2 separate regions of the Homo sapiens genome follow, and region 2 is linked to region 1. The links are chromatin loops, found by intact Hi-C in ENCODE. Cell type or tissue: breast epithelium. All regions are shown on one strand. Each heading gives the region's core, and the rest is flanking DNA. Links, peaks and the distances in the headings are about the cores only.

Region 1 (2,813 bases), core at 48-2,547:
CCCATTCATGGGGATCTGTTCTCTCATAGTATATCATGACTCCACAAACAAGCTTAGGACCTTTTACAAAGCAGTCTTACTGAAATGGAGTAATGCTTGAAACTACTTTTTGCTTTCAAAATACTAAGGGTAATCATATTTTTGAAAAGAACGGGTTCCATCCTGACCATTATTATTCATCTTACACATTTTATATTTGCATAACTTTGTGTGACTACATGTACAACTGATTATCTGAAAACTCAGCTCAATTGAGTCATTCAGCAAGTTAGTGATGACATTCAGTCAAATCTTTAATATTGTGTGGTGAGTAAAGAGGATAGGCTTGGAGTGGGGCAGACCAGGTGTGAATGACTCTGCCCCGACATCAACTATTGTTATAGGAAAATTATATGACCTCTGTAATTCAAAGTTTTCTTATCTGTAAAATTAGGACAAAACTATCTACATCCCAAGGGCATGGTAAAGATGAAATTAAAGCTGGTGCAGTGGCTCACTCCTGTAATCTCAGCACTTTGGAAGGCCGAGGCGGGTGGATCACTTGAGGTCAGGAGTTGGAGACCAGCTTGGCCAACATGGTGAAACCCTGTCTCTACTAAAAATACAAAAATTAGCCTGGGATGGTGGTGCGTGCCTGTCGTCCCAGCTACTCCAGGAAACTGAGGCAAGGGACTCACTTGAACTCCGGAGGTGGAGGTTGCAGTGACCTGAGATGGCGCCACTGCACTCCAGACTGAGCGACAGAGCCAGACTGTGTTTCAAAAAAAAAAAAAGAAAAGAAAAGAAAAGAAATTAAACAGCATATAAAGCATTGCTTTAGTACTTAGTAAGCACTGAAAAAAGTGCTGCTGCTGTTTTACTATTATCACTGTTAAAACAAATTGACTAACATTTTCTATTTTGTTTTTGAAATGGTTATGTTGGTAAATGCAGATGCAGCCTAGAACTTTTATTAGTTCATCTCTGGGGAAAAACAAAACAAAAAAGCTTTACACTGGGACCTAACTGGAAAAACAAATCTTATTTCTTCTAAATATATAAAGTTAGTATTTCCTTTTACACAAATTGACCTAGACCTCAGGCTCAAGAGCAGATCCCCTTGGGAGCGACAGAAAAAAGAATGAGTCTGGTGGAGGAGTTAATTACAAATAATTCATCTCAGAAACCCAGGAATCAAGCAGTTAAGAAAATTTATGGTATGATATTTCACAGCTATTTCCACAACACCTACAGTTTGCCGTGCCAAGGGCTTTATAATCATTCCTCAGTCAGTGCTGGCTTCTGGGGCAGTGTTAACTTTTCTCCCCAGCTCTTGCTCAACACGTTTCTGCAGGCCTTCTCTCTCTTGGCATGAGCCGTGCCAACTTTCATATGCAGGAGCTGCCATTTAATCGTTTCTCCACTCTCAGAGAAACAGGCAGTCTTTTCTTTAGCCCTGTTCTACAAATATTTGAGGGGCCAAGTACCAAGAAGGAAGAATTATTTAGTGTGATATGAGGAGGAAAATGGAAAGGAGAAATGGAAATTTTAGATTAGAATTAAAGGGAAAACATGCTTCTGAGGATCCTTCATTGTGTAAAATACTGAAAGGCACTCTGGATGGGTTAGGGAAGAGTATCTCAGTGTTATGTTAGTAGTATTTAACTTTATTTAGAGCAACCCCCATTATCAGGAGTAATGTAATCTTATGTAGTCTCCAAATCTTAATAATTTACTTTTTATCTCATTCCCACTAAACCTTCAAATAGTTGTTGCTACAAATTGCAAAACTGACTAGGTTATATTTAGCTCTTCTAGTTCTACTTGGTGTCTAGAATGAGGAGACCAACAGCCAACAAATAGAGATAGTTTTGAATAATTAAGAATTGGCTACATCTCCTCAATTTAGAGAAAACCACAGTTTTAGAGTTACAGGCCCTTAGTTGGAATTCTAGATTTGCCATTAATTTTGTACACTGAACTAGTCGCTTGACATTGACATTCATTAGGGATTGTGAAGAACAAAAGAAATAGTAATATGAAGTTACTGATAAACGGTAAAGCACAATATAAATGTTTAACAACAACGTCATTGGGGAGAGGACGTGTCATCCTCAGGACAGGAACCATTAGCAACACAATAAAAGCAACCAACACTTATGTTCTAGGTGCTGTCCTGAGTGCATTTTGCACATTCATTATTATTCCCATTTTGGAGAAAAGGAAGCCAAGGCATATAGAGAAGCTAAGTTACTGTCCAAGTTAGCAGAGCTAGTAAGAAAAAGAGAATTCGAAGCAGAGCCTGTTCTACACTACACTTTGTCCCTTAAGAAATGTAATTCCTAACTTTCTAGAGAATCTGTTATTCTTTGCCTAGCAGATTGCAGTTAAAGGAACAAAGGTTTTCTCATTGTATTTTGAAGTACACTTATCTATGGCTTAAGAGAATAAAAGGTGGCTTCTAGACAATGGATTCAAAGAGATAAGAGATTCTGACTTCACTGCAATTTTGAGATAGTAGAGATTATACATTCCAGATTCTCATGTCCCTAGTCTCTCGGTCTCAGCATGCCCCAGCGTGAACTCATCATTTCCCCATAGTCATGCACTTGTTTCTTTCTAGTATTTTCTATATTGTTGAAAGGTACCACCATACCTTAGTAGTCCAGGCCTGGGAGGCAGTCTTTTTTTTTTTTTTTTTTTGAGACAGTCTCGCTCTGTCACTCAGACTGGAGTGCAGTGGCGTGATCTCTGCTCACTGCAACCTCTGCCTCCAAGGTTCAAGCAATTCTCCTGTCTCAGCCTCCTGAGTAGCTGGGACTACAGGTGCATGC
Region 2 (2,813 bases), core at 104-2,603, 120 kb after region 1:
CATGCTGCTACAAAGACACATGCACACGTATGTTTATTGCGGCATTATTCACAATAGCAAAGACTTGGAACCAACCCAAATGTCCAACAATGATAGACTGGATTAAGAAAATGGGCACATATACACCATGGAATACTATGCAGCCATAAAAAAGGATGAGTTCATGTCCTTTGTAGGGACATGGATGAAACTGGAAATCATCATTCTCAGTAAACTATCGCAAAGACAAAAAACCAAACACTGCATGTTCTCACTCATAGGTGGGAATTGAACAATGAGAACACATGGACACAGGAAGGGAATATCACACTCTGGGTACTGTTGTGGGGTGGGGGGAGTGGGGAGACATAGCATGGGGAGATATACCTAATGCTCGATGACGAGTTAGTGGGTGCAGCGCACCAGCATGGCACATGTATACATATGTAATTAACCTGCACATTGTGCACATGTACCCTAAAACTTGAAGTATAATAATAATAAATTAAAAAAAAATTCAAATAAAAAAAAAACTTGTCCATAAAAAAAAAAAATAAAAATTTGTTAGTTTACTTGTCTGTTTTCCCTAATAGTCCACAATGTTCTTTGTATTAGAGATTACTAAGTATAGTTCACATTTTTTCCTATTCCTCAGTACTGTACCTGGTACATGCAGATGCTCAATAACTATTTTAATCCAAAGAAACAATGTAAGTTCTATTACAAAGTTAGTAAGAGCACATAAAAGGAAGTGCTTGGAGATTCATAATATATTTTCCAGGGAAGAAGCTGCTTTAAGTTTTGAAAGGCAATTTGGAGTTTGCTAAATATTCTGTGGAACAGGAAGGAGTGATTATAATGCAGGAGGAAAAATCGTGTGAAGGCACAGAGGAGTGAAAGAACATGGCATTCACAAACATCCAAAGGTAGCTGGAGCTAAGACTATCTGGAGGGGCAGCAGTGGGAATTAAGACTGGAAAAACTGGCAGAGCCAGACTGTGAACATACCCTATCCACTTAACAAACATTTCCTGAGTTCTTACTATGTGCCAGACACCATTCTAGGTGCTGGAGATAGAGCAGTGAGCAAAACAGATGAGATTATTGCTTCTATGCTAAGGAATCTGACGCTTATGCTATAAGAAATAAGGTAAGTCAAGGCAGAAAAGTGACACAAGAATGGGTAATAACTGCAAACACAACAAGGAATTGATTTTAAGGAAGAAAGGCTAGGAGATAAGCAATCCTCCCAGAGGATAATACTATCATAGATGAAGGCGATGATGGGCCTGAAACAAAGCAGTAAGCACAGAGAAGAGAAGAGGGGGGGTCTGAGAACTATTTCAGAGATAAAAAAGAGTATTATTCCATTATTAAAACTTAGTCATTTCTAGCACTTTTAGTGCATGGTATAGTTTAACGGCTATTAGCCTAGGTTTTGGAGTCAGACAAATTTGGATTCAAAATCTACCATGGCTAGTTTCTAGTATGTCTGTCATAGGGCAAGTTACTTAACCTTTCTGAGTCTCCATTTTCTCCTTCACTGGGCTGTTGTAAAGATAAAAATGAATCACGTATGCAAGGCTTCTGGCAGAATGTCTGACTTGGAGACAGCAGTGAATAAACAGTAGTTACTGTGAGGGTTATCTTACCCCAAAGTTCCTCCAGCCTAGAGGTCTCACTTCTTTTCCCCTATAGTTGCTTGGGGAAATTGAGCACTTTATGCTCAATTCAAATACCACTTCTTGACCTCTACTATGCAGAAATCTATTTGATCTTGTTGTCATTAATATACAATGACCATTAAAGTATTTTTTGTTTTCTTATGGATCTCCCTCCTCTGTTCCCCGCTACACTATTTTAAACTTCTTGAAGGAGTTCATGTCTTACAAATTTATATCCTCAACATTGAAAGCAGTGCTAGGTGCTAATGGGCATTTCATCGGTATCTGTTGTTCACTTAACTGCATGGTAGTTGGTAGTCTGTGTGTTTCTTTTGCTATATTTGACCTCTTTCAGGACAAGGACTCTGCTGTAGTCCAAACTCTTGGAATTGAGACTGCACTCACATGAATGCAGAGCTAAAGTCCCAAATAAGCTGAAATAAAATTATAAATGCAAGAAAGATAACAAGGCAGTTAATGAAGAAGTCTGGAAGTCTAGTGGGAGAAACATCCAAAAGAATGTTTGGAAATTGCCTATAATGGCTGAGATGATACACATGGCAAGCTGGAATATAAACTGCAGGTGTTGCTTACTTTTGCAAACAAGCAGGACTTAAATTTCTCACTAGCTTGACTTATCACCAGAAATCCTGATCAAAATACTGAATAGAGAAAAGGCATTCATGTTAAAAAGAAGGGTAAAGAGAATAAAGTGACTACATATAATTCAAAATATCTGTCCTCATATTTACTGAGAAAAGTTATTTACAATAAGCATGTCCGTAAAAAATAAGTTTAAAAAGCACAATTAGAAAACTTCTATTTGAAAATGAAGCTAAGTTTTTTTTTATCATTTTTTTCCATTCTTACCATGATGAATTTCATATTCTTTGGTTCCTTGTCCTTTAAATACTGCTAGAGACGGCTGAAAAACATACAGATTACTACAGATGTCTGGTGCAGAGGAACAGTCAAACCTGCCAACCTAAAGGAGAAAAAGGTCAAATTTGATAAAAACACTGTCTTACCCATTTGATTTGTAAATATTCATGATAATCCAAAAATGGCACTGCCCTAATGACACAGTTTTTAAACAGAAGCTAATAGGCTACGAAAATAAGAGACAGAAATAATTCATTTACATTTAATATTAAGACTCAATTTAGTTAA

What was found. Hi-C counts contacts between places; a loop is a spot of excess contacts. Peaks named below come from ENCODE experiments on the same cell type or tissue, not always from the same donor. Only the 100,000 strongest peaks of a DNase experiment are listed, where the experiment ranks them.
Region 2: it touches region 1 in a loop (6-fold over the local background); 1 of 110 quality-filtered maps calls a loop at or near these places.

Annotation. Positions count from the first base shown.
Region 1 is chr2:182,860,734-182,863,546 of GRCh38, reverse strand. All of the region lies in intron 1 of FRZB (frizzled related protein), which reads left to right. Among named protein-coding and RNA genes, the nearest start is that of FRZB, 4.5 kb to the left of the region's middle. In breast epithelium, for the core only: no CTCF peak of the experiment used is centred there; a DNase peak (open chromatin) is centred at 1,316; H3K27ac peaks cover 487 bases.
Region 2 is chr2:182,743,413-182,746,225 of GRCh38, reverse strand. It overlaps DNAJC10 (DnaJ heat shock protein family (Hsp40) member C10), which reads right to left. Exons shown (of 24, transcript NM_018981.4): 14 at 2,514-2,628. Among named protein-coding and RNA genes, the nearest start is that of DNAJC10, 29 kb to the right of the region's middle. In breast epithelium, for the core only: no CTCF peak of the experiment used is centred there; no DNase peak of the experiment used is centred there.